Regions from separate parts of the Mus musculus genome. Here region 2 is linked to region 1. A link is a loop called in an ENCODE intact Hi-C map of the cell type or tissue named here. Cell type or tissue: heart. All regions are shown on one strand.

Evidence for each region. A loop is a pair of places that touch in the nucleus more often than their neighbours do. Peaks named below come from ENCODE experiments on the same cell type or tissue, not always from the same donor. Only the 100,000 strongest peaks of a DNase experiment are listed, where the experiment ranks them.
Region 2: it touches region 1 in a loop (4-fold over the local background); 9 of 42 quality-filtered maps call a loop at or near these places.

The regions. Positions count from the first base shown.
Region 1 is chr11:95,768,641-95,772,640 of GRCm38, reverse strand. No RefSeq gene overlaps it. Among named protein-coding and RNA genes, the nearest start is that of Gm38957, 6.2 kb to the left of the region's middle. In heart, a CTCF peak has its summit at 1,766; a DNase peak (open chromatin) is centred at 780; H3K27ac peaks cover 439 bases.
Region 2 is chr11:95,852,287-95,856,286 of GRCm38, reverse strand. It overlaps Gm38959 (a long non-coding RNA gene), which reads left to right. Exons shown (of 3, transcript XR_880173.3): 2 at 62-156; 3 at 1,068-1,300. Among named protein-coding and RNA genes, the nearest start is that of Gm38959, 4.2 kb to the left of the region's middle. In heart, a CTCF peak has its summit at 2,374 (motif pointing right); a DNase peak (open chromatin) is centred at 2,386; H3K27me3 peaks cover 424 bases.

The DNA.
Region 1 (4,000 bases):
GGACACAGGATGTAGCTCAGTGGTACAGTTTACCTACTGTGTACAAGCTTGAGACTCAGTCACTATAACTAACTGGACAGGCAGGTGGGGGACAGGAAGAATGTTATTCTTAAGGGACCAGGCTGGATTTGGGGCTTAGGGTAGGCACACTACCAACAGCATTGGAGATACGAACCAATAATACAGACGTGGGTCACATGATTACATAAAATGAACAATCATTGACCAAGGGGCCCTCAAAATGTCATCTGAGCTTGGAGAAGAAATGAAGAGAAGACACGTGGGAATATGGCTACTTTTCTTTTTTTACTTTGAACATTAGCATGAAGTTGGTTACCGTACACATCCAAAGGCCCAGCATGTTGGGGGGAAAAAATCATTAAATGGCACACCTTGTACCAGAGTCTCAATAAGAATAAAATATACAATGCTACATTGAGTGGTTAAAAATACACAAAAAAGTAGTTTTAACAATCTATAAATTTTTATACTTAAAATCATGATTGAGTTGAAATTAAAAAAAAGTGCATTTCCATTGCTAAAAAAATAATATTGGTAGAGTTAACACAGGGAAGCATATCATCACGCCGGGGGTCTGACAGGATGCTAGGGAAAAGATGGCTAAGGGAAGCCAGGCATCTGGACCAGTTCAGAGCCCACCTGGCTCCACCCACCATGCGGCCAGCTCCCTGGGCCAAGCCCTCCTCTCCCTCCTTCCCATCCTAGTAAGACTCTGTCCTGCCCACCACTCACCCCCACCCACAACTGAAGGCCCAATGACCTTCTTTACAGCACCCCTCACCGTCCCAGCTTGACCTTCAACGCCCTCTACAGAGGTAAGGATTCCAGATTAGACGTAGTCTTAAACCTTCTTGACCTTGCAGGCAGGACTGGAACCAAGCAGTTCCTGCCTTCTTACACTCCTCCGGACGAACATTCAACAGCAAGCTTTGTAAACCTAAGGCTAAGGATTCCTGGCAAGAACACTGGACTTCCTTTAAGAAATGAGAAAGTGCAAGTGACCTCAGGACTGTGGGGACACCCGGACACCTGCTATCTACCCTGGTCACTGCTTCCCTTCCACTTCTGCCTGGGCTGGAATTACAAGGACCCCCCGACTGGCACTGCACAGACTCTTGCTGGGGGAAAGGACCAGGAGAAAATCAGCAGGAGGCCCTTCCACAGGAAAATGCTTCCTGACCCTGCAAGGTAAACAGCCTCAGGCCTGTGCTTTCCTGAGTGGATAGCCAACTGTTCCTCTGGAGACACTGCAAAGGACGCATTCAATATTCCCCGAGAGCTGAAGAGGGCCAGGAGCCCAAAGACAAGGAACCTGTGCAGAGAGAGGGCCAGGCCTGCTCTGGGAGACCTTCCTACCCACCTGGAGCAGAAAAAGTGAGAGAGCGTGTGCTTACACATGAGAGGTCCCCACTGCTGTCACAGATGTGATAGGGCAGACTGGGCTGCAATGGGAGGGTGGAAACAGGGAGGAGGGTCACCTTTAGTTCTGCGTTTAGTAAACAATGGAGCCTTTATGATAAGGGCTAGCTTTCGGTTTCATGGAACCAATATTAACAAAGGCTTGCTGGTTATGATGCCTGACGAGCCACATGGACCTCAGACACAGGACCCCATCTCTGCTCACATCACCAGGCCTGAGTAACTGCTCAACTTAGTGATCGTGAAAATGTTTTAGTCAAATCCAATCAGTGAGCCAAGAGGTAGCCCAGAAGAGACTTAAAAGCTAAGAAGAAAGTACTTTATCGCCCCGTATGGCCAAAACAAGTACTGCAGAGGAAACAAAAACCCAAAACAACCCTCACCCCTACTCCCAACCCCTCATATTCTGGAAGATAATTCACCTGGTTTTTTGAGGCCACATATCTAGCAATACAATTTGAGAAGTAAACACAGACATTACACTACACCATTTATTTCTTTCCAACTTAACTCAAGTGAGTGATCATGTGTATTTTCCAATGCAGCCAGAGTCACAGAGCCTACTCGGGGTGTGATGGAGACCCTGTTTCTGGCTCCCTGGCTCCCTACATGGTAAGGCAGATGGAGAGGCTGTGCTCGTTCACGGGAGCCAGAGACACAGAAACAAGCCACTGCTCTCTTTTCAGACCCATACAGGCAGGCTCTTGACTCGACTGAAACCATCCGATTTCCTTTTGACATTAAACAAAGCCCCAGCTTCCCTCCCTTTTTGAGCATCTCCATCACCTATAAAATCATTTTCGAGTAATCTGCCATATCCCCAATCTCACCAGAGAAGCTCAAATAGGATGAAGGTAAGCTGGGGTTAGTGATGGGGAAACCTCTGAGGGGCAACAACTCTCTTTGATACTTGACCAAAAGTATCCTAATCCAGACACAATAACGCAGCCATCCTTCTCGAAGGGTATGGGTCTTCCCAGTGACAGGTGACTATGGCTCTTCGCTATCCAAACGCCCGGGACACTGGAGAAAAAGGAACCGATTCAAAGCACCCAGTTCCCAAGACTGACCGCAGCGGCAAACATGGAGGGTCCTTTAGACACTTGGGAATGATTTCTGCACCACAGACTCTACCTCTTCCAGTGTGCATGCCGCTCTCAATCCAAACAGCCAGTGGGGCATTCCAATGTCTTGACTTCTGTATTTTCAACCCAATTCTCACAATTTGGTATTGTCCCACCCACTGGCATCCTGTCTGTTCACAGACAAAAAAAAGGATGAAAAATTTATCAACAGCCGCCTTTCAAGTCTCCCACGGTGTGCGACCATCAATCAGTCTTGGGTGCCTGGGTACTAATAACTGGAAGGAAAGATGCAAGAGACTGTAAGTCAGAAAGCAAAGCTTTTGACTCAGGTCAGGATACTCTAATTAGTGTTCATTTGCCTAAAAAAAAAAAAAAAAAAAAATCCTGTTTCCTCACCGAAAGAGCTCATCTGTTTTTGCTTTAGGAGGGAACTATCAACCCATTACACAGCACAAACTTTAATTTGGGACACGAGAGACCAGCCAGTTGCTAAAGTAATCTTTACAGTGAAGTGCACATACTACACACAGAGCACACATCAGCTTCCTTTTTCCTCCGTCTTTCATACATTAGACATCAATCACACTTTGTAAATGACGTAATGGGGCTTACAAGGGGGACAGGTGGCTGATGAGAGAGAGGGGCTGATCAAAAATCAAGAAAGGAATTTGTTAACCCCAGAGAGCACTTTTCTCCTCCTATGACTAGGCTAGCCACTGGAAGAACCAAGTGTTACGCGATGCTATGTGCGCCCCAGCGGCAGCTCGCGCTCCTTTAGTTTGAAGGGTAGGTACTCAGGAAGACTTCATCAGATGAGAAAAAGATGACCCAGAGATGCACTGGGTGACCTTTGATTTTTAAGGGAACCGTCGGTCTGTGGTGAAAGACTAGAAGGTGAAGGACAAATGGCTCTAGTCCAGAAGTGGTGTGGGTGGGGGAATAAGATACAAAGAAGCTACAAAGGTGACCCTGCCGTGAATGACAGGGCAACAATACACAACTGTGTTCACAATTCCTAGCCAGGTGTTAGAGTTTGTAGTTAAGCCCTTGGGAAGAGGGTGAATTCCGATGCTCAGGAGAACGACTCAATCAGAGGTAGGATTCAGACCGGGACAGAGGCTCCAGGACATGGGCTTTTTTGAAGGCACTCGAGAGCAGAGTGATGAGAGTAAAGCTGCGTAGACAGTAGGAGATCAGACGGCCAGGTACTCAGGTCTCTGTGCTACAGTAACAGAAACAACTCCAGGGACGCTGTCCCGACACATCAACCAGAAGCCCTGAGTTAACAGGGTGGAGAGAGACCCACTTTATAACAACACAGCCTCTACTAAGGGAACAAAAAGGAAGAGTTTGTTTTCAGAATATGTAGGTCTGCACAGTAGTTTTGAATTAAACGTAATGTTTTTGAATGATATGGCATCTGGTTCTTTAAACAAATTTACTGAAGCTGGAGAGCTACAAAGTTGCTCTTTGAA
Region 2 (4,000 bases), 84 kb before region 1:
ATAGTTAAAAGACTTTGTCTAAAACAAAACCGATCCAGCAATATGGTTTTGCTTTTACTAGACATATGGATGTATTTACAAGGCCAGGTGAAGTCTAGGTGTCATACAAAGACCTGGATAACAATCCATCCTCCTCAGTTGGCAAGATGCAGCCAGGTAAGCAATTTGAATGTATTAAGCCTCTTTGGTAAAAGAATAAACATGAGCCGGGCATGGTGGTGCACGCCTTTAATCCCAGCACTTGGGAGGCAGAGGCAGACGGATTTCTGAGTTCGAGGCCAGCCTGGTCTACAAAGTGAGTGCCAGGACAGCCAGGGCTACACAGAGAAAACCTGTCTCGAAAAACCAAAAAAAAAAAAAAAAGAATAACCATGGTGCCTTTGCCTGCCAGTGTTTCGAGAATTAGTAAAACACACAGAAAAGCCCTAGCTAGGTGTATTGTCACAACACGCAGAAAGGCCCTAGCTAGGTGTATTGTCACAGGCCTGTAATCCCTGTACTTGGAAGGTAGGATCAGCAGGCTCAGCAATGCAAGGTCATCGTCAGCTACACAGCAAGAGTGAGGACAGGGTGAGATTCTGTCAGAGAAAGAGGCTGGGAAGATGGCTGAGTGGGTGAAGTCACTTACCCCACACAAGCCTGGTGGCCTGCAAGCTGTATAGAGAGGAAAGACAGAGGTGGCTCCCAAAGGCTGTCCTCTAACCTCCACGCACACACATGACACACATTCACCTCGTCCCAACTCGACAGGCACACGAAGACACACACGTAATGTGAGAGAAGACAGAAACTTCTATCCATGTCTGAACCAGTCTGTGCTACGTCCAATAATGGTGACTTCTCGAAAGACAACCAAGATAGTGAAATTCTAGAAGCGCAAATACTAGAAAGAAGAAACAGTAATGCAATGGCGGGGAAAACTTAGAAAGCACAGACGGCTATTTAATGTATTTGCTTATGCGTTCGCAGTCTAGGTTGCGACAGAGGCAATGGGAACTCAGGGGTGGAAGTTCGAGGGGCAATTAGGAAGAGCACTCTGATGATTTTGCTGTTCATCAATGGTACAGCCCTGAGCGATGGAGCTTCTGGTGCCTAGAAATCTCCCGGAGAACTCGAAGACCCTGTCTGCTGTGGCGTCAGAGGTTTCTGCGCGTGGGAGGAGCCTGGGCACCACACATGGCATCTCAGGCCTTCTCAGCTTCCATTGGCAGGGAATCATCAGCTCCGGCTCAGAGCTTTCCTGGCCAAAGCTGTGGGAAGCCACATGTGCCGTTGCATAGTGGCACTGACTACTGCTGGCCACCACGCATAAGTTTGGACAAACAATCAATGTGTACAAATGCAGTAAAGTTTTTTGCAAACACTGCCTGGCCCGGGCATGATAATGAGGCTTTGGGAGTATAACCAATCAGATGTGAGACATGCAAATGAGGTATGATAATGAGGCTTTGTGAGGTACAGAGAGAGAGAGTAGCCAATCAGATGAGGAACATGCAAATGAGGCGTAGTGCATAACCAATCCGGGTGTGAGACACGCCTCTCCTAGGCCTATATAAGCAGCACCAGTTCTGGGCTCAGGGTCTTTTCGCCTCTGCAATCAAGCTCTCCCAATAAACGTGCAGAAGGATCCTGTTGCAGTGTAGTTCTTGCTGGTCGAGTCTGGCGCGCAAGACAAAGCTTTCAAATCAGTTTTCCAGGGGTTTCCTCCCTTTTGTTTTTGTTGGTTTGTTTGTTTTGTTTAGTCATTGGCCAACACGAACACACACACACACACTGAAATATAAGTTAAGAAACATGATCTGGGCTGGAAGCATGGTTCAGTGGTTAAGAGCATAAGAACACCCATTCCTCTTGCAGGAGCTCTGGGTTCGATTCTCAGCACCCACATGGTAGATCATGACCATCTGTAACTTCAGTTCCTGGAGGATCCAATGTCCTCTTCTGACTACCTTGGTACATGGATGGTGGTGGCACACCCCTTTGATCCCAGCACTTGGGAGGCAAAGGCAAGTATATCTCTGAGCTCAAGTCTAGTCTGATCTATAGAGTGAGTTCCAGGACATCCAGGGCTATACAGAGAAACCCTGTCTCCAAAAGCCAAAAACAAACAAACAAACAAACAAACAAAAACAAAACAAAACAAAAACCCACTAGTATTTCCCATTATCCCTCTGTTCTTTTTCAGGCTCCAGGTTCTCTGGTCCCATTTTCCCCTCTTCCTAGCCCCTGTAGCTTTGGGAGAAAGCCTCTCTTTTCTCACAACAGTCTGAGAAGTCCTTCCTCATGGTTTTCTTCCCAAGAATGGACATTGACTCATTTCCAGGAATGCACTAGAGGATCCCGCTGTAGCATGAGGTCCCAGTCTGAGTCACCAGCAGAGGGCAGCGCACTGGCACCAGCAAAGTTGCATTTAGATACTACCTTCCCGAAGCTGTCCCTTCCTTGTCTTGATTTCCACTTGCAGATAAGATAATGTATGTGCCCCACTTATCACACAGTCTAGCATGCTCGTAGTCTGTGAATTGCAGAACACAGACTCCTTTCATACCTGTTGGCCAGCAACTTTAAGGTCAATGAGGTTAAAGCAAGCCTTGACCTCTGCGCTCAATGAGTCTGAGATCCTTAAAAGAAAAAAGAAATTGGAGCTAGAGAGGCAACTGAGTGGCTAAGAGAGCTTGCTGCTCTGGCAGAGGACCCAGGTTCGATTCCCAGCATCCACATGGCAGGTTACAACTTCAGTTCCAGAGAATCCAATGCCCTCTTCTGGCTTCCATAGGCAACAGACATGTACACAGTGCATATAAGCAGAACACTTATACATGCAAAATTAAAAAGAAAAAATCCGTATTATTATTCTGTGGGGGATGATCTGTGCACAGCTTGCAGACGTGTGTGTGCATGGAATGGACGCTAGGTCAGAGGACAACTTTCAGGAGTCAGCTCTCTCCTACTGTGAATTCTTGGGCTTGAACTTGGGTAACCAGGCCTGTGTAGCAACGACTTTTATTTGTTGAGCCATCTCATCTTGATGAAAATATTAAAATTGAATCCCCTAATCCCAACCCCTGGAAGGCTGAGGCAGGAGGACATAGAGGCCAGTTTAGACTGTATAGCAAGTTGCAGGCCAACCTGGGATAAGTACTGAACACCTGTCTCAAAGCCAAAGCAAGGTGGGCATAGTAGTCCATGCCTTTAATCCCAGTTCTTGGAAGGCAGAGGCAGGTGGATCTCTGAGTTCCAGGCTAACCTAGTCTACAAAGCAAGGTCCGTGACAGCCAGGGCTATACAGAGAAACCTTGTCTAGCAACAAAAACAAACAACAAAAAAAGCCAAAACAACCAAGAAAGGCTTTAAATGAAGACCAACTTCTATAGAGAGAATGAACTAGAGACAGGGAAAGCCCTGAGCAGAAGGGGAGCCTCCAGGTAAGGGTCTTTAACTAAGGCTGTGGCAGAGGGAGGCAATAAAGTCTATGCAGATGAGTGTTTGAGAGCTTTAAAGCCATGGAGAATTAGTGTCGCTAGGAATTAGCACATCCCACAGTGGGTACAAGCCTATAATCTCAGTACTTGAGGAGCTGAGAGGGGAAGACCAATGTGATCACATCTAAGGCCATTCTCCACTACTTAGCATGTTAGAAGCTCACCCTGTCTCATTAGACCCCCTCTCGAAAAGAAAACAAGCATTTGAAACTTGAAGATGGCTTAGCCCAATATGACTTGAACAGGACTTGGAGACGCTGAAGAGCACGCCTCCTTCCTGGCTGAGGATCCTGGTCTCTGCTGGGCAGTCTCCACTTCTCTGACCCAACCACTCTCAGTACCCTTCACTGCCCTTCCTCCTCGGGCTGCCCTGAATTGCTGGGGTTCCTCCAAGCTGTGTCTGGCCGCCTTCTTTCAACCGTGCACAGCCCTCCCAAGCAATCTCAGTCACTCTTGGAAGATCAGCTGCCATTTGTCAGTGATTGGGATGGAGTAGGGCACAGAGATTAAGAGGAAGA